2 separate regions of the Homo sapiens genome follow, and region 2 is linked to region 1. A link is a loop called in an ENCODE intact Hi-C map of the cell type or tissue named here. Cell type or tissue: Caco-2. All regions are shown on one strand. Each heading gives the region's core, and the rest is flanking DNA. Links, peaks and the distances in the headings are about the cores only.

Region 1 (13,063 bases), core at 2,957-10,956:
GTTTTATTGACAATTGTGTTGTTTCTTATATGCCTGTTGTGTTGTTTCTTTTTTTTTTATTATTATACTTTAAGTTTTAGGGTACATGTGCACAATGTGCAGGTTAGTTACATATGTATACATGTGCCATGCTGGTGTGCTGCACCCACTAACTCGTCATCTAGCATTAGGTATATCTCCCAATGCTATCCCTCCCCACTCCCCCACCCCACAACAGTCCCCAGAGTGTGATGTTCCCCTTCCTGTGTCCATGTGTTCTCAGTGTTCAATTCCCACCTATGAGTGAGAATATGCGGTGTTTGGTTTTTTGTTCTTGCGATAGTTTACTGAGAATGATGATTTCCAATTTCATCCATGTCCCTACAAAGGACATGAACTCATCCTTTTTTATGGCTGCATAGTATTCCATGGTGTATATGTGCCACATTTTCTTAATCCAGTCTATCATTGTTGGACATTTGGGTTGGTTCCAAGTCTTTGCTATTGTGAATAGTGCTGCAATAAACATACGTGTTCATGTGTTTTTATAGCAGCATGATTTATAGTCCTTTGGGTATATAACCAGTAATGGGATGGCTGTATCAAATGGTATTTCTAGTTCTAGATCCCTGAGGAATTGCCACACTGACTTCCACAATGGTTGAACTGGTTTACAGTCCCACCAACAGTGTAAAAGTGTTTCTTTTTCTCCACATCCTCTCCAGCACTGTTGTTTCCTGACTTTTTAATGATTGCCATTCTAACTGGTATGAGATGATATCTCATTGTGGTTTTGATTTGCATTTCTCTGATGGCCAGTGATGGTGAGCATTTTGGTAATTTATAGATTCAATGCCATCCCCATCAAGCTACCAATGACTTTCTTCACAGAATTGGAAAAAACTACTTTAAAGTTCATATGGAACCAAAAAAGAGCCTGCATTGCCAAGTCAATCCTAAGCCAAAAGAACAAAGCTGGAGGCATCACACTACCTGACTTCAAACTATACTACAAGGCTACAGTAACCAAAACAGCATGGTACTGGTACCAAAACAGAGATATAGATCAATGGAACAGAACAGTGTTGTTTCTTATATCTCCTGCCACACTGTCTTCCACAATTGTTGAACTAATTTACATTTCCACCAGCAGTGTAAAAGCATTCATTTTTCTCCATAAACTTGCCAGCAGCTGTTGTTTTTTTGACTTTTTAATAGTAGCTATTCTGAGTAGTTTGAGTTGGTATCTCATTGTGTATTAGATTTGCATTTCTCTAATGATCAGTGATGTTGAGCTTCTTTTCACATGTTTCTTGGCTGCATGTATGTCTTCTTTTGAAAAGTGTCTGTTCATGTCTTTTGCCCACTTTTTAATGGGGTTGTTTTTGTCTTGTAAATTTGTTTAGGTTCTGATAGATGCTGAATATTAGCCTTCGTCAGATAAATAGATTGCAAAAATCTTCTTTCACTCTGTAGGTTGTCTAGTTACTCTGTTGATAGTTTCTTTTTCTGTGCAGAAGCTCTTTAGTTTAATTAGATCCCATTTGTCAATTTTGGCTTTTGTTGCAATTGCTTTTGACATCTTTGTCATGAAATCTTTGCCCATGCCTATGTCCTGAATGGTATTGCCGAGGTTTTCTTCTAGGGTTTTTATAGTTTTGGGTTTTACATTTAAGTCTTTACTCTATCTCAAATTCATTTTTGTATATAGTGTATGGAAGAGGTCCAGTTTCAATTTTCTGCATATCACTAGCCAGTTCTCCCAGCACCATTTATTAAATAGGGAATCATTTCCCCATTGCTTGTTTTTGTAAGGTTTGTGGAAGATCAGATGGTTGTAGATGTGTGTGGTCTTATTTCTGGGTTCTCTTTTCTGTTCCATTGCTCTGTGTGCCTGTTTTGGTACAGTACCATGCCATTTTGGCAATTGTAGTACTGTAGTATAGTTTAAAGTTGGGTAGTGTGATGCCTCCAGCTTTTTTCTTTTTGCTTAGGATTTCCTTGGCTATTCTTTTTTGGTTTCATATAAATTTTAAAACAGTTTTTTCTAATGATGTGAAGAATGTCAGTGCTAGTTTAATGGGAATAGCATTGAATCTATAAATTGCTTTGGGCAATGTGGGCATTTTCATTATATTGATTCTTCCTATCTGTAAGCATGGAATGTTTTTACACTTTTTTGTGTCATCTCTGATTTAATGGAGCAGGGATTTGTAGTTCTCCCTGAAGAGGTTATTCACTTCCCTTGTTAGCTATATTCCTAGGTATTTTATTCTTTTTGTGGCAATTGTGAATAGGAGTTTATTTGTTATTTGGCTCTCTGCTTGCCTGTTGTTGGTGTATAGGAATGCTAGCAATTGTTGTACATTGATTTTGTATCCTGAGACTTTGCTGAAGTTGCTTATCGGACTAAGAAGCTTTTGGGGCCGGGTGCGGTGGCTCATGCCTGTAATCCCAGCACTTTGGGAGGCCGGGGCGGGTGGATCATGAGGTCAGGAGATCGAGACCATCCTGGCTAACATGGTGAAGCCCTGTCTCTACTAAAAATACAAAAAATTAGCCAGGCACGGTGGCAGGCACCTGTAGTCCCAGCTACTCCAGAGGATGAGGCAGGAGAATGGTGTGAACCTGGGAGGCGGAGCTTGCAGTGAGCTGAGATAGCACCACTGCAGTCTGGCCTGGACAAAAGAGCAAGACTCCATCTCAAAAAAAAAAAAAAAAAAAAAAAAAAAGAAGCTTTTGGGCTGAGATGATGAGGTTTTCTAGATATAAGATTATGTCATCTGCAAACAAAGATAGCTTGACTTCCTCTCTTCCTATTTGAATATTCTTTATTTCTTTCTCTGCCTGATTGCCCTGGCCAGAACTTTCAACATTATGTTGAATAGGAGTGGTGAGAGAGGGCATCCTTGTCTTATGCTGGTTTTCAAGGGGAATGCTCCCAGTTTTAGCCCGTTCAGTATGATATTGGCTGCAGGTCCAACATATATGGCTCTTATTATTTTGGGGTATGTTCCTTCAATATCTAGTTTATTGAGAATTTTAACATGAAGGGCTGTTGAATTTTATCAAAGGACTTTTCTAATACATCTATGGAGATAATCATGTGGTTTTTGTCTTTAGTTCTGTTTATGTGATGAATCACATTTATTGATTTGCATATGCTGAACCAATCTTGCATCCTGGGGATGAAGACCACTTCGGTTATAGTGGATATGCTTTTTGATGTGCTGCTGGATTCAGTTTGCCAGTATTTTGTTGAGGAATTTTGCATCGATGTTCATCAAAGATATTGACCTGAAGTTTTCCTTTTGTGTTGTATCTCTGCCTGGTTTTGGTATCAGGATGATCCTGGTCTCATAGAATGAGTTTTTCTTTTCAATTTTTTGAAATAGTTTCAGTAGAAATGCTATCAGCTCTTCTTTGTACCTGTGGTAGAATTCAGCTATGAATCCATCTGGTCCTGGAATTTTTTTGGTTGGTAGGATATTTATTACTGCCTCAATTTCAGAAATCATTATTGGTCTATTCAGGGATTCAATGTCTTCCTGGTTCAGACTTGGGAGAGTGCATGTGCCCAGGAATTTATCCATTTCTTCCAGGTTTTCTAGTTTATGTGCATAGATGTGTTTATAGTATTCTCTGATGGTTGTTTATTTCTGTGGGGTAAGCAGTGATAGGCCCCTTATCATTTCTGATTGTGTTTATTTGAATCTTCTCTCTTTTCTTCATTAGTTTAGCTAGCAGTCTATCTATTTTATTAATTTTTTACAAAAAACAACTCTTGGATTTGTTGATTTTTTTGAAGGGTTTTTTGTGTCTCTGTCTCCTTCAGTTCTTCTCTGAGCTTGGTTACTTATTGTCTTCTGCTAGCTTTAAAGTTTGTTTGCTCTTGGTTCTCTACTTCTTTTAGTTGTGATGTTAGTTGTTAACTTGAGAGCTTTCTAGCTTTCTAGCTTTTTGATGTGGGCATTTAGTTTCCCTCTTAACGCTACTTCAGCTGTGTCCCACATATTCTAGTACACTGTACTTTTGTTCTCATTAGTTTCAAAGAACTTTTTGATTTCTGCCCTAATGTCATTATTTACCCAAAAGTCATTCAGGAGCAGGTTGTTCAATTTCCATGTAGTTGCATGGTTTTTGGTGAATTTATTAATCTTGAGTTTTAATTTAATTGTGCTGTGGTCTGAGAGACTGTTTGTTATGATTTCAGTTACTTTGCATTTGCTGAGGAGTGTTTTACTTCCAATTATGTGAACAATTTTAGAATAGGTGTGGGGATGAAAAGAATGTATATTTCTGTTGTTTTCGGGTGGAGACGTCTGTCTTTTGGTGGAGATATCTGTCAGGTCCATTTGATCCAGAGCTGAGTCCAGGTCTTGACTATCTTGTTAATTTTCTGTCTCAATGATCTGTATAATACTGTCAATGGGGTGTTAAAGCCTCCCAGTATTATTGTTTGAGAATCTAAGTCTCTTGTCTAAGAACTTGCTTTATGAACCTTGGTGCTCCAGTATTGGGCACATATATATTTAGGTTAGTTAGCTCTTCTTGTTGAATTTACCCCTTTACCATTATGTCATGCCCTTCTTTGTCTTTTTTTATCTTTGTTGGTTTAAATTCTATTTTGTCAGAAGCTAAGATTGCAACCCCTGCTTTTTTCTGTTTTCCTTTTGCTTGGTAAATTTCCCTCCATCCCCTTATTTTGAATCTATTATGTGTCTTTGCATGTGAGATGGGTCTCCTGAAGACAGCATACCTATGAGTCTTGGTTATTTATCCAGCTTGCTATTCTGTATCTTTTATTAAAGGGATTTAGCACATTTACATTTAAGGTTAGTATTGCTATGTGTGGATTTGATCCTGTCATCATGATGCTAGCTGGTTATTTTATAGACTTGTTTATGTGGTTGCTTCATAGTGTCACTGGTCTGTGTACTTCAGTGTGTTTTTGTATTGGCTGGTAACCATTTCTCCTTTCCATATTCAGTGCTTCCTTCAGGAGCTCTTGGAAGGCAGGTCTGGTGGTAATGAATTCCCTTAGCATTTGCTTGTCTGAAAATGATCTTATTTCTCCACTTATGAAGCCTAGTTTGGCCAGATACGAAATTCTGGATTGGAAATTCTTTTTATTTTTTTAAGAATGTTGAGTATTGGCACCCAATCTCTCCTGGTTTGTAGGGTTTTCACTGAGAAGTCTGTGGTTAGTCAGATGGGCTTCTCTTTGTAGGTGACCTAGCCTTTCTCGCTTGCTGCCCTTAACCTTTTCACTTTCATTTTGGCCTTGGAGAATCTGAAGACCATATGTCTTTGGGATGAACTTCTCATGGAGTATCTTACTGGGGTTCTCTGCATTTCCTGAATTTGAATGTTGATCTTTGGAAGGGGTTTCTGCGCGGGGTGGGGGGGGGGGTCTTTTTTGTTGATGTTGATGTTGTTGCTTTCTGTTTGTTAGTTAGTCAGGCCCCTCTTCTGCAGGTCTGCTGCAGTTTGCTGGAGGTCCACTCCAAACCCTGTTCACCTGGGTATCACCAGAGGAGGCTGCAGAACAGCAAAGATTGCTATCTGCTCCTTCCTCTGGAAGCTTTGTCTCAGAGGGGCACCAGCTTGATGCCAGCCAGAACTCTCCTGTATGAGGTATCTGTTGATCCCTGTTGGGAGGTCTCTCCCAGTCAGGAGGCACAGGAGGCACAGGGGTCAGGGACCAACTTGAGGAGGCAGTCTGTCCCTTAGTAGAGCTGGTGTGCTGTGCTGGGGGAATCCCCCTTATCAGAATCAGCTGCTCTCTTCAGAGCCAGCAGGCCAGAAAGATTAAGTCCACTGAAGCTGCACCCACAGCCACCCCTTCCCTCAGGTGCTCTGTCCAGGGAGATGAGCCTTTTATCTGTAAGCCCGTGACTGGGGCTGCTGCCTTTCCTTCAGAGATGCCCTGCCCAAGTGAGAAGGAATGCAGAGAAGCAGTCTGGCCACAGCCGCATTGCCACACTGTGGTGAATTCTGCCTGGTCCAAACCTCCCAACCTCCTTGCACTGTCCGGGGAAAACTGCCTACTAAAGCCTCAGTAATTGTGGATACCCCTCCTCCCACCAAGCTCAATCATCCCAGGTCAACTTCAGACTGCTGTGCTGGCAGTGAGAATTTCAAGCCCATGGTTCTTAGCTTGCTGGGCTCTGTGGGACTGGGACCCACTGAGCAAGACCACTTGGCTCCCTGGCTTCAGCCTGTTTTCCAGGGGAGTGAACAGTTCTGTTTGTCTGGGGTTCCAGGCACCACTGGGGTATGAAAAAAACTGCTTGGTGCCTGCCCAAACAACCACCCAGTTTTGTGCTTAAAAACCAAGGCCCTGATGGTGTAGGCTCGTGAGGAAATCTCTTGTTCTGTGGATTGCAAAAACAGTGGGAAAAGCATAGTACTCGGGCTTGGTAGCACAGTACCTCAAGGCTTCCCTTGGCTGAGGGAGAGAGATCCCCCAGCTCCTTGCACTTCCCGGGTGAACTGATGCCCCACCCTGCTTCTGCTAGTTCTCCATGAGTTGTACCCACTTCCTAACCTGTCCCAATGAGATGAACTGGGTACCTCAGTTGGAAATGCAGAAATCACCCACCTTCTGCATTGGTCTCACTGGCAGCTGCAGACCAGAGCTGTTCCAATTTGGCCATCTTGGTCCCTTCCTATAATCCCATATTTCTCAGAGGTTTGTTCATTCCTTTTTATTTTTTTGCTCTGTTCTTATCTGGCTGTCTTTTTCAGAAAGATAGTCTTCAAGCTCTGAGATTCCTTCCTCCATTTGGTATATTCTGCTCTTAATACTTGTGATTACATTGTAAAGTTCTTAGAGTGTGTTTTTCAGCTCTATCAGGTCAGTTATGTTTCTCTCTAAACTGGCTACTTTGGCTGTCAGCTCCTTCATTGTGTTATCATGATTCTCAGCTTCTTTGCATTGGGTTACAACATGCTTCTTTAACCCAGCAAAGCTTGTTTTTATCCACATTCTGAAGCCTGCATTTGTCATTTCAGCCATCTCAGCCTCAGCCCAGTTCTGAGCCCTTGCTGGGGTGTTATGGCTATTTGGAGGAAAAGGGGCACTCCAGCTTTTTGAGTTTTCAGTGATTTTGCATTGACTCTGTCTCATCTTTATGGGCTTATCTACCTTTGATCTTTGACTTTCCTGACCTTTGGATAGGGTTGGGTTTTGTGGTTTTGTTGTTGTTTTCTTTCTTTCTTTTTTTTTCAGCCTGGCCACTCTTCCATAGGGCTGCTGCAGTTTGCTGGGGGTCTGCTCCACATCCTTATCACCTTGGTTTTTTCCCATACCTAGAGGTATCACCAATGAAGTCTGCAAAACAGCAAAGATGGCAACCTGCCCCTTCCTCTGAAAGCTCCATTTCAGTGGAGTACTCCATTTCAGTGGAGTACTGACATGTTGCCAGCCTGAACACACCTGTAGGAGGTGGCTGGATATACCTGTTGGGAGGTCTCACCCAGTCAGGAGAAATGGGATCAGGTACCCACTTAAAGAAGCAGTCTGGCTGTCTTTTGGTAGAGCAGCTGTGCTGTGTTGGGGATCCTGATCGTTAACCCCTGATTGTTTTGGGCTCTCCAAGGCCCACAGGCTGGACCTGCTGAGATGCTGGAACAGCCAATGTGGTGGCCTGCCCTGTCACCCAGGCACTCCATCCCAGGGAGAAATTAGAACTCTGTTGGCCATAGAACATGGAAAAGGGTGGCTGGAATCCCTGGCTGGGAGGACCTGCCCTGCAAGGAGGAGTGGATCAGAGTCCCAGTTACAGAAGCAGTCTGGCCACACCTTGACCAAACAACTGTGTTGTGCTGGGGAACTGCCTCTGCTCCTGTCGGCTTAAACTCTCCAAAGGCTGCAGGCTGGAATGGTTGAGTCATCCAAACAACCAAGGTCGTGTCCCACCCCTCCCCAGGGAGAGATCAGAGCTCTGTCCATAGAATATGGGCAGGTGGGGGTAGCTGGAGGCCCTGTCTGGGAGGTCCCACATAGTAAGGAGGAATGAATTGGGGTCCCGCTTAGAGAAACAGTCTGGCCACATTCTGGCAAAGCAGCTGTGCTGTGCTGGGGGGACCCTTCCTCATCTGGACTGTTTGGAGTCTCCAAAGCCCACAGGCTGGAATGGCTGAATTGACCAAACAGCAGAGATGGCAGTCCACTCCCCTGGGGACTCTGTTCCATCTCAGACAGTCTCCACCCTGTTGCTGGTGGCTGGCTGGAATTCCAAGACAGTGGGTCTCATCTTGTGATGTGCTATGGAAGTGGGGCTCACAGACTGTCACCACTCAGCCCCCTGGATTCAGCTCCCTTCCTAGGTGTATGCACATACCCTCTGCCTTGCCTGAACTACCTACACCCTTGCCAGGGATCCCAGGGTTGCAGTCTGTAAAGCTCCTTGGTCTCTGTGTGTGTATGAGCAGCTGCTCTGCTGAAACTCCACACAGCACTGTGTTTTGAACCCAAGGCTTTGGTGGCGTGGACCCACAAGGGGACCTCCAGATCCGTGGGTTGCAAAGATTTGTGGGAGAAGTGTGGTTTCCTGGGGTAACCCAATCACTCTCTGCTTCCCTTGGCTGGGGGTGGAGTTTCCCTTGGCTCATTGTTGCTCCCCAGTGGGCCATCGCCCCACCCTGCTTTTCTTTGATCTCCATGGGTCGAGTTGTTTCTCTGATCAGTCCCAGTGCAAGTACCTGGATATTTCAGTTGAAGGTCCTGTATTTATGTGCCTCATTTTTTTTTCCTTCTATGAGTGCCACAGACTGCAGCTGCTTCTAATCAACCATCTTGGCCCCAGCTTGATAACTTTTTAAAATTTCATTATTTCCCTCCTTTAAAATGTGCTTTGGGCATTTGGTTCCTTTAGTTTTGACCCTGGCTACATTATAGCTAGCACTATAGAATTCCAATGTACCTAAGAACTGTGCTGTTCTGTTTGATCCCAAGCCCTTTCCTGTCCCCATCTCTCTACTATATACCTATCTGAAATCAAAGAGAGTGTTAAAAACATAGGTAAGGGAGTGTAGAGACCTGACTCGCTATTCACAATTAGGAGGCCTTTATTGGAAAATGTATTTTCAATAAAGGCACAAATAAATATTTCCCAATATTATCAAAGGTGAAAGTAAGTGGGGAACATTTTTGCTTGTAGCCACACAACTCTGTAGGCAAATCAAGTTGATTCAGACCACCCCTTTGTCAGTGTTCAGTAAGATCTGCATAGTCATAACCATTGAGTGATCAGACAGGGGTGCCAGGGCTGAGCCCTAATGCCATTCCAAAACAAGCAGGTGTGAGAAGTGAGGAAATTAAGAAGTCTCATGCTGTCTGAGATAATTTTTTTCTCCCTTTAGGACAGACACTTATCCATTTTTGAAGGTCCAACTCTAGTCTTCTCTCCTTCATCAAACACAACGTCTTGAGCATTCTCTGACTTGCTAGAATTTTTCGTCACACTCCAAGTTAGTAATTTTATTTAAAATAAATTGGCTTGCTTTATGTTTTTGCTATTTTGGGGATCAATAAGACTGAAAGCTTCTTGAGTGTAGACATCAAAGCTTGTATTCCTTTTGCTGCCCTTATGTCTCAAGCAGAATATAAGGTAAGTGCTTGGTGAATGTTTATTAGTTAATAATGCAGGGAGCTTCTGTGTGAAATATTATTCTAAGCTTCATCATTAAAGGGAAATCAGCTCAATGATTAGTGACGATTAGCATGGACAACTTTTAAATATAGATATGTCAATAATTAAAATCCTTTTTAAAAAATAGTTCCCATATTTATATTTTTTTTGTTTCTAGGATGATCCTTAAAAGACTTGTTGGTAATGACAGTGAATGGGAGTCATGTGGCAGTGATCTGGTTCAGATCTGTGGCTTACTCAGGAAGGGGCAAATTGAGATCTCTGGGAGTTTTTATAGCCTCACCAATAAAAAAGAGGGTAATAGGCACTTTATCACCTCTATGAAGTGGTTTTCAGGAGGAAAGAAGGTAATATGCTTCCATGGTGCCTATTTTCTTTTCCAATATCTATTATAGTTCACATATTAGTATGTATTAGAGGTGGTGGTTTGTCAGAGCTCACTTGTACAGCCTTGCAAAAACTGATTTTTAAACTTTGGAGGATTTTGTGAGCTGACTGGTAAAGACTGCCATTATTAAAGATTATATAAATATATTTAAACTGACAACTAAATACATCATATTAAAATATATACAATAAATAATTAAAACTCATTATTTCCTAATTATTTTACTCCATTTTATTATTACTTGTGATTTTGAGGTTATTTCTATAACCTATTATGTAATGGTGTGCTGTTTTGCATTTCTTCCCAACTCTGCATTTACAGTGAGTCATGTTGTAAGCTTTAAATTGGGCATGATGAACGCATTTACACCATGAAAATCAGCAAATGCTACAAATGAAGGCTTTCTGTTCAGATAGCCAGCTTTTAAACATTATAATACACCATGGATATTTTACCCACTTAATTATTAGCAACTTGGGAAAAAATCTGGTGCCAAATATATTTTTATACATTCCAGTGTTGGGTGTGAGGTGCCATGTTTAATCTGGTGTGCATTAGAATCCACTGGACAGTTTAAAAATCCTTTTTTAAATCTGATTTTTTTTTCAGCTTAATGCCTCAACGTTTCATCTCCAAGATTTCAACTTAGTTGGTTTGGCTGGGTAATAAAGTATTCTTTAAAAATCTTCTTGTTGAATTTAAATATGCATTAAATTTAAAACTATTGATTTAAACATCACCTTGAAACTATTAGCCATTGAGCAAATGATTATTAAAGAATAAGTATGTTAAGAAACTATAAAAGCTATAATACACTATATGTAAGATAGAATATGATTCTTGTAAGAAAAATGCTACTTCAAAATTAGTTACTGTAGTTGTTCTCAAATGCTTGCCTAATTTCCAGTAGTGGAATCTAAGGAAGGGAACTCAGTATCTGGAGAAGGAGATAGGATGTAATCTTACTTCTCACTGGATACCCTTTTACTTTTATACCATAAACATAGGTTAGCCATTCAATACACATACACAAGTTTTTAATGATTTGTGTTGTAAAAATTGTTAGTGAGCAAATGAATGTTTTAAAAATACAGTTTTATGATTTATCAATCTGATTCTTGGAAGTTGACTAACCCTTCAAGGGTAGAGAAAATTAAAGCAGTGTTTTTTGTTTTGGAGTTGGTTGAAGCTCATGCACAGGATTACAGGTGGCCAATTACAGATGACAAATCACAGAATATTATTTTTAAAATACCTAGTTTTGGAAAAGCAAATCTGATTAAGAGAATGTAAGTACTATCTTGATATTGATTGGCTAAATCTTTGCTTAAAAGCAATAAAATATGTTAGTAGTTTTAAATTGGATATATGGGCACATCCAAACATTACAGGAAAATGGTCATCTAAAATATCACTGAGCAAGGTATTTTATAATGTTAGTTTCAATGTATGTTGCAATTTGTTTTACAAAGTTACATTCAAGTAAAGCTGTTTAACAGTAACTTTATAAGTTAAACAGAATTCATCATGCCAAATCTCCAACTCTAATCTTTTGTCATGTTATATCAAATGTAAGCAGTACATTTATATTTATAAAATTTTATAAAATTAATATAAAATTTCTATTTATTAAATGAGTTTCTTTATCTGAAGAGTGGGCATATTAATAGTGGCAAACTCATATGGTTACTATAAGCATTACTCAAATTAATACATGTAAATACCTAAACCAATGCTGTGCATAAATTGTGTTCAAAACATGTTTGCTAGCACTTATTTTATAGAAATAAAACTAAGTTCCAGAAAGACTAAGCAAATAGATCAATGTCACACAGGTTGTCAATAAAAGACCCAGGTACACTGAACATATTAAGTCCTTGATAATGACATAATTAAAACTACAACAAATTCAATTAGCACTATTCTAGGAAAAAACTAAAGCTTAATTTTCTTTAAAATTTTTACTTAAATCATTTTTATCCATTACAAAATCTAATATCTTTAAATAATATACACGTTTTATTTTAGTACTAAATTATGATTAATAAATAAATTATATCAAGATTAGATTTCCAAATTGACTTTGAAAAGCCTAGCATGTAGTCTATTTTTTTCCCCAGGGAAATTGAATTATTTAATTTTAAGTTGGATAATAACATTATAATTAACTGACTAATGTACATAGAAAAGTTAAAATAAATTTGACATTTAGTATAACTGGAATCTATTAAGAATCTATTGAACTTTTTTTCCACTGCCAATTACATTTAATGAAAGACAAATTTAGGAAACAAAATCCATTAAAAGTGCTCTATATGGCTTGGCACAGTGGCTCATGCCTTAATCCAAGCACTTTGGGAGGCCAAGGCAGGTGGATCGCCTGAGGTCAGGTGTTCAAGACCAACATAGCCAACGTGGAGAGATCCCGTCTCTACTAAAAATACAAAAGAATTAGCTGGGCGTGATGGCAGGTACCTGCAATCCCAGCGGCTTGGAAGGCTGAAGCAGGATAATCACTTGGACTCAGGAGGTGGAGGTCGCAGTGAGCTGAGATGGTGCCATTGCCCTCCAGCCTGGGCAACAAGAGTGAAACTCCATCTCAAAAAACAAACAAAAAAAGTGCTATATATTGGGTGTTCTACTTATAGTAATAGCAGGCTACTAAACTTGAAAAAAAAATCTAAAATAGAACACAGAAAAGGTGTATTAGAAAACAAGAGTGTGCCAAAGCCCAGGAGAAGAAAATCCAAAGGGATGAGATGAATATTTGGGGTGAGTTTACACTAAAGTAGTCATCCCATTCTTAAAGAGGTGGCTGAAAGTTGAGAACCTGAGCAGAGCTTTCAAGGTATACAGCATGAGGAACATTAGGAGAATAATAAATGGAGGTAGATCTGACCATCAAGGGGACCCTCAGGCCAGTGGTTCTTGACTAGGGGCAATTTTGTTGCCCCCAAGGCTGTTTGGCCATCACTGGAGACTTTTTAGTTATCAGAATTGTAATGTGGAGTGTGTTACTGAATGTAGGGGCTGGAGA
Region 2 (13,063 bases), core at 3,040-11,039, 220 kb after region 1:
ACTAAAAATACAAAAATTAGCCAGGCATAGTAATGTGCACCTGTAATCCCAGCTACTCGGGAGGCTGAGGCATGAGGCGGAGGTTGCAGTGAGCTGAGATTGCTCTGCTGCACTCCAGCCTGGGCAACAGAGTGAGATGCTGTCTAAAAAAACAAAACAAAACAAATTTCTTATACTAGAACTTTCTTAGAATACATTAATGGCTTGATGTGTCATTAATTTCAGTAGCAATAGCAATTTCACACTTTGTGTATTATTAGAGTCCACCACTGTGATTTATTTTATTTTATTTTGAGACAGAATCTCTACCTATCACCTAGGCCACTGTGTAGTGGCACAGTCTTAACTCACTGTAACCTCTGCATCCTGCGTTCAAGCAATTGTCCCATCTCAGCCTCCCAAGTAGCTGGAACTATGGCGCATGCCACCAGGCCTGGCTAATTTTTGTATTTTTTGTAGAGACAGGGGCTCACTATGTTGTCCAGGATGGTCTCCATGCTGGGCTCAGACGATCTGCACACCTTGGCCTACCAAACTGCTGGGATTCCAGGTGTGAGCTACTGCACCCTGCCCACTGTGATTCTTTTCTTTCAAATAGAAGCATGCCTTACAATAAAGGACGCAAATGTACAGCAAGAATAATTTTAACTTATGCATGTATACTTCTGTGTAATCAATACCAAGATCAAGATGTAGAATATTTCAAGCACCTCACAAGCTCCCTATGTTTCTTACCAATCAGTATCTTGGCCACAAGATCACCACTGATCTGACCTCTAATCACAAGAAATTAGTTTAGCCTACTTTCAAATTTCATATAAATGGAATCATAGATTGTACTCTTTCGTATCTGACTTCTATCACTTAACAACATGTCAACAAAACTCCTCTATTTTGTTGTATGTAACAGTGTTCTGTTCTTTATGTTACTTTGAATATTCCATTCTTAATTATACCTCAATTCATTGACCCATTCTACTGATGATGTATGTTTGCGTTATTTACAGTTTGGGGCTGTTACAGTACCTGCATTATTGTATATGCCTCTGGGAGGAACTAAGCACTCGTTTCCATGGGGTGTGTTGCCAGGAGTAGAACTGCTGGGCCATGCATATGTTTACCAAAATGTTTTCTAATGCATTTGTACCAAGTTACACTTCTGTGTTTCTTAAATGACATGAAAGGTAAGATCATCTGAGTAATTTACTATCCTATATTTATCATTAAAGTATTTATTTACATAAAATTTTTTTAATGGAAGCTTTGACTTTGAGATTAAAACAAAATTACTGGCATTTTATTCTCCTCTTTGCTTTCTTGGACTACTTCTAATCTGTTGGACTTGGAGAGGTTCCATCTTTGTTCTTGCTATTTTCTCCACAGATACAAGATGATTCCTTTATGGCACTTTACTGTTGGTAATTTGTGTGTCTTGTACGTGCACTGGGGTGAATTGCTGGCAAGAGTATGTGCTACACTCCTCTATCTCCTACTGCATGTGTGGATAAGACCCTGACCAGCATCAGAGAGGGAGGGCCATGACTTACCCTATGTGTGAGCAGACATGAGACCCAGGAGGCTTGACAAAGGCAGTGTGATGTCTTCAACAGCATCTCATAAAACTCAGAGATGTGCAGCAACAAACTCAGTTCCAAATGCCATGGTCACCAGTACCTGTGCCTTCATCTTGTCACCTCTCCTCAGGATTTCATCATTAAACTTGCCCAGATAATTACCCTTGGTTGAGGTCAAGGTTCTGATTCTTAGTCAAGAAAACAAAATATCACTGGCAGCTCTGCCCAGCTGTATGTTTTAGCGATTCCAGATGTTCGAATCAAAGAAATACTGGCAACAATGTGCTGTCCAAACAAAAAGGAAATGAAATGTGCAGACTGTTTTCTAAACATTTCAAAGACCCTGGAAATGTAGCCAGCACCAAAATCAATATTTGTATTTTAGTCTCTGCTTAATTTGAACTATTAGAGCCTGCATCAAAGATAAAAGCCATCTGAAGTTGAATTTGTTTACTTTTTTTCCTCCATTATTATTTTTGTCCTTATTACTTTTTTTTGTAAAACACTTTGGAGCAAGCAGATGTTTAAGTGTTTTATTTTCAAGAGAAATATCTTTTTTTTTTTTAACCGGGAACATATATTGGAAGTTCTGTTCAAAATACATCATCTTATTATTTGTGGTTTAACAGTCTTTTAAATTTTTAACGTAATGAACCTAAACCAAAGGCAATTGGTACAAATTTGTACGAATTTGTTACTAATTTCATATATTTGTATGAATGTATACCCTTGAATAACAAAGCTATAATGCTTAGCAAAATGCTATGAGACATGCTTTTACTTTTTTGACCTCATTAGAAAATAACAATAAGAAATAATAAGTTATATTATACAAACATAACAACAGTCCATGTTAATTTATAACTTGGCTCTCTGATTATTTCACACAACCAGAATGTAAAAGAAAGTGAGAAATTAAGAGGAAATAAGTGGGCACTGTGTAGACTAAATAGACATATCAAAAGTCATAACAACATGTACTTTTAAGGATCATTTCAGGATTTCACTCAAAGCTGATTTACTCTTAATTTATGTGTAATCCTAACTAATTTGCTTTCAAATGCATGGTGGAAGAGAAAGACCCTTAGTGGGAGTTAGAAACAGTACCATAGGAAAACATGTCAATAGCAGTGAGAAATGATATCTAAAGCAAAAATGTTACAAAAACTATAAAAGCAATAGTAATTATTTTTATTACTAAAGCACAGCCGCAGCCGCTGTGACCCTTTTGTTTAGAGAAAATAGTATACCTACATGGGGCACATCTTGTGCCCTGCCTTTTTTTTTTTTTTTTTTTTTTTTGAGACAGAGTCTCACTGTGTTGCCCAGGCTGGAGTGCAGTGGCGCGATCTCGGCTCACTGCAAGCTCCACCTCCTGGGTTCACGCCATTTTCCTGCCTCAGCCTCCAGAGTAGCTGGGACTCCAGGCGCCTGCCACCACGCCTGGCTAATTTTTTTTTGTATTTTTAGTAGAGACGGGGTTTCACCATGTTAGCCAGGATGGTCTCAGTCTCCTGACCTCATTATCGGCCTGCCTCGGCCTCCCAAAGTGCCGGGATTACAGGCGTGAGCCACCACGCCTGGCCATGCCCTGTCTTTTTACTCTGGTAGTAGGCGTAGTGACTAGCTGCAGGCAGGTGTCACCTGAAAGCTCCTTACCTGGATTGTACTATATGGATCTCGCTTTCTACTTCAAGTCTTCTCTGGTATTATTACCACACTGGATGCCAAAAGGAGCCTGCTCGGCCATTCTTATGTGTGAGCAAACCTGGATTTAACAACATACCTGGAGGCCACCCTTGACCCATGGGGCAGGAGTCAGTGGATACAGCATTCCCCGTTCTGTTCCTTCGGCAGAAGTTCAAATATTAAACAATATTGAAGTTCATCCTGAGAGGGCCCCTTGCCAAAATCATACCTACTTGCCCACTGTGGGGAGTAGCTTGAGAATGACCCATGGGCTGCCTTTCCCTACTTCCCAGTTTCATTCTTTCCAGACTTCAACCTTTGTTTTCTGGGATTGCTTCCCAAAACTCACATCTACTACAAAGTTATAGTAATCAAAATAGCATGGTACTGTCACAAATACAGGCATCTAGAACAATGGGACAGAATAAAGGTCCCGGAATAAATTCACACATCTATACCCAACCGATTTTCAACAAAGGTCCCAAGAACATATAATGGAAAAATAATAGTTTCTTTAATTAATGGTGCTGGGAAAATTGGACCTTCATATACAAAAGAATGAAATTGGACCCTCATCTTATCCCATATACAAAATTCAACTAAAAACGGGTTAAAGATTTAAACATAAGAGAAAACATAAGGGAAAAACTTCTTGAACTTGGCCTGGACAAATATTTTTTTTTTAGATATAACCCCCAAAGCACAGGCAACACAAACAAAAATACATAAATGAGATTGCATCAAACTAAAAATCGTATGCACAGCAAAAGAAACAATCAACACAGTGAAGAGACAACTTACAGAATGGGAAAAAAATTGCAAGCCATACATCTGTTAATAGGCTAATACTCAAAATATATAAGGAACCCAACTCAATAGCAAGAAAATAAATAAATCAATTAAAAAATGGGAAATAACCTGAAAAGACATTTCTCAGAAGACATACAAATGACCAACAGGTATATATATGAAAAATGCTTACTATCTCTAATCATCAGAAAAAAAACAAACTATAATCATTAGATATAACCTCACACCTTTTAGCATGGCTGTTACCAAAGAGATAAGAGATAAGAGTTGGTAAAGATGTGGAGAAAAAGGAACTCTATACAATGTTGGTGGGAATGTAAATTAGTGCAGCCATATGGAAAGCAGTATGAAGCTTCCTTAAAAAATTACAAATAGAACCACCATATGATCCAGCAATTCCACGACTGGGTGCATATCCAAAGGAAACGAAATCAGTGTGTCAAGGAGATATCTGCACTCCCATGTTTATTGCAGCACTATTCACAATAGCCAAAATATAGAATCAACATAAGTGTCCATCAACAGATAAATGGATAAAGTAAATGTCATACCTATCCACAATGGAATATTATTTTGCCTTCAAACAGAATGAAATCTTGCATTTGTGACAATGTGGATGAACCTAGAGGATGTTGTATAAATAACCCAGGCACAGAAAGACAAATACTGTATAATCTCACTTATATGTGGGATCTTAAATAGTCAAACTCCTAAGAACAGAGAGTAAATGGTGGTTACCAGAGGCTGAAGATTGGGTGGCAACTGGCAACATACTGGTCAGTAGATACTACAGTTCAGTCAGATATGAAGAATAAGTTCAGGAGATCTATTGTGTAACATGATGACTATAACTAATGACAATGTTTTGCATACTGAAAAATTGCTAGGAGAGTAGATTTTAAATGTTCTCACCACAAAATAAAAATGATAAGTATATGTGGTAATAGATATGCTACTTAGCTTGATTTAGCCATTACACAATGTATACATATTTCTAAACATCATGTTTGACATCATAAATATGTACAATGTTTATTTTTTTTTTAAAAAGAGAACACCTAGCCTACAAGCCCTTGTTTCAGACTTTTTCCAGAGAAGCTGTACTAAGACAGTTGATACCTAGAAATGACCGTACAGCACAGACTCTCAGCATGGGGATTCAAGAATCAGGTCACTTGGCTTCTAGCCGCAGTACAATTGGCCCTGTCACTCAGCTCACAAGATTCAGCACATCTATTAGTATTAGAGGTTTCCATGGTGATTGGATGCCAGCCTCAATAAAAGAATCATGACAGAAGCAAAGAGCAGTTTAGAGCAAGGCTGGTCCTTGCGTGACAGAAAACTGCTCATTGTTGGCAAAGGAACTCCTTGCCTAATAGAGACTGGACTTCTGACGATGGGGTATCAATTAACTATGTAACCTGAGTCTACATGGTCCCATCAGATCTCCCAAGTCACAAGGTTAGGCAGTCCCCCAGCAATCTGTTGTTTGGTAGAAGTGGCACCTGTGCAAATTGGACCCTGGCAGATCTGGAGGACACAAGTAAGTTGAAGAGCAGTGATCCTTCTCTTATGTTGCTTCTCTGTGTCGTATTACTGCCTCCCTCTCACCTCACACCTCTGGCCTCATAGAGGTTCACGGCACCCAACTAACAGGAGGAAAGCAGTGTGCGTCTGCAACAGAAAAGGGTCAATTTTCGTCTAGGTGCTAGCTAGAAATAGCTGGTAGCTGCCCTACAGCCCCACTCGAGAATGGCCCTAAAAGGTGGTGAAGGTAAATCCTCCCTAGGGAAACTCAGTTCCTAATGAGGGGTATGGATTTGGGTGGACAGCTAGCAGTCTTTATCAATTCCCCTCTCTGCCTCCCATCCCCAAGTTATTTGATACTGACTATGGGAAAGGCATTATTCTAAGTAATTTTTATAGTCATCTCTGCAAATTAGGTATCATTCTGATATGAATTTTTTAAAAGTGACTAGGATAGGTTATTTTCTTAAGATCACACAGCTGTTAAGGGGGCTGCATGCCATGGACACCACAGCTCATGCTTTTTCTACTGTATTGTATTAATTATCTAGTATTGTAACATATATTATAGTTTCCAAAATGTTAAACTACAGTAACATATAATTTAAGCCAAAAAGATTAAAATGTATTTAGCACACCATTTAAGGGCATTAGGCAACATATATTTTACTTTAGAAAGATTTTAACCCAATCTAACCCAAGTGGTCAAAATTAAAAGCTTGGTGTTTATAAATATGGGTCTCCTCAAATCAAGAAAAACTCCAACTGTTATGAGTTTTAATTACTCATGGATTCAAGAGGATATGGATCTAGCAAGAGAGCTAAAAATAACACAGGGAAACTGATAACACAAAATTAAATTTGGGTTTCATCTTGACCAGTGATTAGCAAATTATGTTCTATGGAGCTCCAAGATTGTATAATTGTACCTCAAAGTATATCATAGGGTCACAGGCTGTCTTAACGTTTGGGCTTACTTATCTCCTTTAATAGAAATCCCACTTTTCTATTCTAAATGTTGAGATTCTACCTAAAATTACATTTCAAAAACAGATTTACTTCTATGAATATAAAATTAGTAAAGCACAATTGGAGAACTTCACATATACCATAGGAGTATATCAAAATACAGGGTTCCTCCATGCTTTAGAATAATTCATGAATTAGTACTCTGAAACACCAATGATTTCTAGTCCAACTAGAAGTTATTATTAGTTACCTGGCTAGTGGGATCCCTGCAGTAATATAGGCTATAACATCATAATAATCTTCTTTTCTAGTAATATGAACATAAATTTATCTGGGGCAGCTTTATACCTAAGTCGAGACTTGGCCCTGACTTTCTGTGGTTGTGGGAGTGAAAAGGATCAGACAAATAATATTTAAAATTGGCATTAGCAGAGTCCCATCTGCCCTGCTCTGCCTGCAATAAGAAGTGCTTTGCAGAGTTATGTCTGTGGCATTAGACTCTGCTAGGCAGGTGGAATTTGGCCCACAGGCCTAAAGCACTTAGAAAATGTTTCGGCAAGTAGAGATAGGAAGGCCTTTGATGTTGAGCATGGTTATTTGGATAAAGGAGGTGATACACAGCAGAATGTGCCTGAGCATCAAAGTGAGAGCACAGAAGCAGCAAGGGCTGCCTACAAAATGGAGCTCATTTTTCTAAGTCACACAGCAGCCTAAAGCATCCATTTGAATGCTGAGTAGTTTGAATAGCCATAAGAGTTGTTAGAAGACAGTCTTTAAGGTCATATTGAGTTACAGCAGACTTTAGGCTCATTTATTCTTTGGAAACATTACAAGAGCCTTAGCTTAACAATACTGTGAACAAGCAAAGTTTTCAGGTGTTATCAGTGTTAGATTTTTTCCAAGGCCATTTTTCTGCATTTCTTTCCTCTTTCTGTTTAGGTTATAGTTTTTCTCTAAACCAGGTGAGCCTCTATTGAGTAACGTATCTTCTAATAAGATCAATTTATCTTCCACTGACTTCTGCAACCATTTATGCTATTTTTAAAAGCTTCCAAAGTTAAAAATTTTCAAGATCTGCTATGAGCATCGAGATAAATCCCTTCATTAAGTAAAATCTTGTCTCGTTAAAAATAAAAAAGGAATTTCTAGGCCGGATGCGGTGGCTCACGCCTGTAATCTCAGCACTTTGGGAGGCCGAGGAGGGCGGGTTACAAGGTCAGGAGATCAAGACCATCCTGGCTAACACGGTGAAACCCCGTCTCTGCTAAAAATACAAAAAAAATTAGCCGGGCGTGGTGGCAGGCGCCTGTAGTCCCAGCTACTCGGGAGGCTGAGGCAGGAGAATGGCGTGAGCCTGGGAGGCAGAGCTTGCAGTGAGCAGAGATTGCACCATTGCACTCCAGCCTGGGTGACAGAGCAAGACTCCATCTCAAAAAAAAAAAAAAAAAAAAAAAAATTTCTACCTAAAACACAATATGAGCACACAAAAGCAAAAATGAAAACAAAAATTTCCAAATTATCCCACCCCTCTTCCTGGACAGCTCAGCCCCTACCCGACAACTGCTGAGGAAAGTGAGCAATGCCAACTAGGCAGTGTCTGCTCTATGCACCCCAAGCTCTCTGTCCCCATGGTCCTAAGTGTTATGGAGATGGGGTCATCAAAGGTTGGGGGTGGGGAAATCCCAGAAATGAGAAGAAGTTAATTGGACTACTGTGATTTACTTCCAAAAGAGGGAAAGAAAATTGTTAAGAGAAAAGGTCACAATAGGCAGCATGTGAGAAATGGTTTGAAAGTAAGAAAGGAGAGGGGCTAGAGAGTAGCTGTGCCCCTTGAACCTGGCAAGTTAGGGAGGGAGGGGACTGAAGAAAGGGAAGAGAGGAAAGTTCAGCCAATGCGTGAGGGTCTAGGCTGAAGAAGTTGCCGCCTTTCATCTGAACCCTTATCTCCCAGGCCCCATCCCCCATGCTCCTGCTTCTCAAAGGCTGAAGTTTATTAAAATGCAGATTCCAATTCCACAGGTCTGGAGTGGGTGGGAACTGGGTGTCTGCATTGCTTACACACTTCCAGTTGATGCTGCCCTGCAGGAAACCAAACTTTGAGTAACATATTTACACAAGCACTATTATCACACTCTGGAATGTCCTTCCAGAGACAGATGTTGACTACATAATTGTAACATGTTCATCAAGTTTTGTTAAAAGGTATAATAACATACTATATCAATGTTCTCCAGAGAAACAGATTCGGTAGGAGATATCTACCTATATAGAAAGATACTCTCTCACTCTCTCTATATATATAAAGTTATATACATACATAAAGTTATTATATAATTTATATATAAAGTTTTATATAAATACATTCATATATAATTATAAATGTATTTATATAAATATATATTTATAAATAAATGTATATATACACACACACACACATATATATATATGTATATAAAATGTGTCACCGGGAATGTGTAGAAACAGAAATTCTTACCCATTGTTACTGGATGTATAAATCAGCAAAGTTTATGTTTAGCATAATTTGTCAATTTCTATGAAAAGTAGAAATTTACATACCCCTTGACCAATATTTTCAGATCTAAGTATTTATACTACAGATATATTGATACATTGTCTTTGTAGTTCAAGACTCTTTTTTCAAGAATGTTTACTGCAGCATTGTTGTAAGAGCAAAGCGCTAAATATCCAATAATAAGAGAAAAGATATACATTTTATATATATACATATATATATAGAGAGAGAGATAGGAGATACCTATCTATATAGAGAGATCTGTATAGAGTATCTCTCTATATATGGATATCTTCTGTCCTCAACTCTCTCTACCTTTCCCTCTCTTATTATTATTTCTCTTATTATTGGATATTTAGCGCTTCTTTGCTGTTACAAAAATGCTGCAATAAACATTCTTGAAAAAAGAGTCTTGAATTACAAAGACAATGTATCAATATATCTGTAGTATAAATACTTAGATCTGAAAATATTGGTCAAGGGGTATGTAAATTTTTACTTTTCATAGAAATTGACAAATTATGCTAAACATAAACTTTGCTGATTTATACATCCAATAACAATGGGTAAGAATTTCTGTTTCTACACAATCCCGGTGACACACTATTTTACAAAATATTTTGACCCTTGCCACTTTGATACATGAAAAAAAAGTCTCCCTCAAGTTTTATTTTGAGGATAAACATTTTTCTCTTACATTTATAAACTGTATTCCTTTTCTTCTGCGTTTCTTGTCCATTTCTCTGGGATCATTGCTATTTTTTTCACTGATTTACTAGAGCTCAATGTATCTTATGGATATAGCCTTTTTCCATATACAATGCAAATATATTTTATTCTGGTATGTTTTGTCTTTTAAGTTTATGGTGTTTTAACCATGCAAATATTTTAATTTTTATGCAAAGAGTTTAATTTTATTATGTTTTCTGGGTTTTGTTTCTTACTCCACAGGCTTTTCCTCCAAGAAGCTATAAATAATTATCCTATATTTTCTCCTATTACTTATATAGTATCTCATTTTGCATTAAAACCTTTAAACCATTTTATTTATTTTTGTATAAAAAGTGTGATTAGAGACCCAACTTCTCAGTCTTACTCCTCTGGCTAGTTATTTGTTCCAATTCCATTTTTTTGATAATTCATTTTTTGATCACAATTAAATTTCACCATGTATTGGCTCTATTTATGAAATGTCTACTCTGGAAAATCTATTATAGAATGTTTATTACTGGTATCCTATAATATGTCTAATAATTAGAAGGCCTAGTATTTATTATTATTCTTATTCTTTGAAACTTTTCTGCAGTCTTATAAATTGGAATTCTTGTCAAAAATTATTGTTGGTATTTTGATTGTGACTGAATTAAAGTTATGAATTAATTAAGGGAGAAGGTCTATTTTGTATATTCTGAACAGAGGTGATATTACCCCTAAAAGGACAAAGATTGGTTTGGAGAGAAAAACACTTACTCTTTTTATGTTTAAAGAACAGATATATATGTAATAAATAAAAAAATATATATTTAGTATACCTGTAGTATTAAAATCTAATGGGAGGAAGTGATTAAGAAAAAAATATTTTTAAAAATCTCCTTAGAAAGACTACAATGAAAATACAGTCGAGAAACACTATTCTATTGATAGAAAGCTGATCACTGTTATCTGAGAATAAGTCACTTCTTCATATTTACTTAAGTCTTTTAGATGCAACAGTGAAGTTGTTGTTTTTGTTTTTGTTTTCTTCCAAATAGATCTGGGGCATTTGTTTCTAGGTATTTTACCTTTTTTTAATAGATGGAATTTTTATTCCATTATATTTTCCTACCAATTATGATTTACATTTAGAAAAACAATTGTATATTAATCTTCTACAGTCAAGCTACTGAATGTTTAATTATAATGGTGTTATAGTTGTTTTTCCTCATTTGTCAAAACTTATCTGCAAATAATAAAAATTGGCCAGGCGTGGTGGCTCACACCTGTAATCCCAGCACTTTGGGAGGCCAAGAGGGGTGGATCATGAGGTCGGGAGATTGAGACCATCCTGGCTAACACGGTGAAACCCTGTATCTACTAAAAATACAAAAAAATTAGCCAGGCATGGTGGTGGGCATCTGTAGTCCCAGCTACTTGGGAGGCTGAGGCAGGAGAATGGCGTGAACCCAGGAGACGGAGCTTGCAGTGAGCCGAGATCGCGCCACTGCACTCCAGCCTGGGCTACAGAGTGAGACTCCGTCTCAAAAAAAAATAAATAAATAAAATAATAATAATAAGTTAGCGTCATTCCTTCTAATCATTATGCTTCTTATTATTCTGTTTTGGCTAAGGGTATTTCTAATGCTTACAGAAAATTAAAACTAATAAAGATGGTAGACATCTAGCTTATATCTCATTTTAATGAAAATTTTTTTAGTATTTTACCATTGAGCTTATGTCGATTCAATGTTATTATTGGGAGATTATAAATCAATTTCTGTTATAAAAGACATTTATCAAATGCCTTTTGGCATTTATGGAGATAGTCAAATGAGTGCTGTCCTGGGATCTCTAATTATGCACATTGTGTTACTAGAGCACCGTATATTGAACTATCCCTGCATTCCTGGTATAAACTCCATATGTTTGTGGTACATTATCTTATAGCATGTGACTGTGGTTTATTTGACAATATGCTGCTTTTGGTTTTTGCTATAATAAAATAATGTTTTTATTTAATTTTATTGCACCATGCTATTTTGTCAGGTTTTGGTAACAGGAGCTTCATAAAACAAGTACATAAACTTTACCTTTTTTCTCTATTTTCAAAAACATTTTCCTTTTTTTTTTTTTTCATTTTATTTGAGATGGAGTCTGGCTCTGTCACCCAGGCTGGAGCCAATGGCATGATTTTAGCTCACTGCAACCTCCACCTTCTGGGTTCAAGTGATTCTCCTGTCTCAGCCTCCCAAGTAGCTGGGACAACAGGTGTGCACCACCATGTCTGGCTATTTTTTTTTTTATTTTTAGTAGAGACAGGGTTTCACCATGTCAGCCAGGCTGGTCTCAAACTCCTGACCTCAGGTGATCCAACCGCCTTGGCCTCCCAAAGTGCTGGGATTATGGGCGTGAGCCACCGCGCCCAGGCTGAAACATTTTCAGATAAGATTAGATTTCTTATTTCTTACAGATTTTATAGATTCAACTGTAAAAAATGTCTGAACCAAGTACTTTTGTTTTTGATGTTCTCCTGACAACTTTTTCATTTTAACTTCATATTTTTACCAGGATATATTTTGGCAATTTGTTCCTTTGAACCTAGCTTTCAAATTTTTTTTCTACAGAATGGAGCAAAGTAAAATTTCTTTGTATCTGTGCCTATTTTCTCTATTCTAATAGATAATTTTGTACATTCATGTTTTTTTCTCTCTTTATACACCATACCTTTGTTTATTTTTTATTAGTTTAGCTAATGGTTTGCTCTCTCTCTCTCTTCCCCCCACATTTTGCTCACTATTCCTCTATCTCTTTCTCTCTGTTCCTCTTGTTTTTGCTCTCATGATGTTTCTCTCTTTTTTTCTCTCCAGAAACCAAATCATGGACTCAATTAATAGTTTTATCTTTTGCTTCCTGTTTTCTAATTTACTTATTTCTACTATTTTATTTTTCTTTCTTCCTTTTTTCTTACATTTATTTAGTTGTCCTTTTCTCAACTTTAAAAATTTTATACTTTATTCACTTTTTTATGGAAAAAGTGGAAAAAGAGTTTTATTTTTGTAGAAAAAGAGGATTGTAAAAATACAGCATGAAGTAGATTTTCTACAGTGTCCTTTGAGGCTTTTAAGTAAGGATTCAGAATATTTTATTTATTCTTATTTGATGAACTGCTCTCATTTCAACCACATAACAAAATCAGACAGCATGTGTTGATTAGGGTTTTAAGCATTATTCAAATTGACTAAGAAAATTACACTTTCTTCAACAT

The links. Hi-C counts contacts between places; a loop is a spot of excess contacts. Peaks named below come from ENCODE experiments on the same cell type or tissue, not always from the same donor. Only the 100,000 strongest peaks of a DNase experiment are listed, where the experiment ranks them.
Region 2: a loop joins it to region 1, with 2.0 times the contacts of the local background. A loop is called at or near these places in 1 of 110 quality-filtered maps.

Annotation. Positions count from the first base shown.
Region 1 is chr2:150,304,605-150,317,667 of GRCh38, reverse strand. The region is part of intron 2 of LINC01818 (long intergenic non-protein coding RNA 1818); the gene reads right to left. Among named protein-coding and RNA genes, the nearest start is that of LINC01817, 54 kb to the right of the region's middle. In Caco-2, for the core only: no CTCF peak of the experiment used is centred there; a DNase peak (open chromatin) is centred at 7,817.
Region 2 is chr2:150,084,302-150,097,364 of GRCh38, reverse strand. No RefSeq gene overlaps it. Among named protein-coding and RNA genes, the nearest start is that of LINC01818, 79 kb to the left of the region's middle. In Caco-2, for the core only: no CTCF peak of the experiment used is centred there; DNase peaks (open chromatin) are centred at 7,134 and 8,564.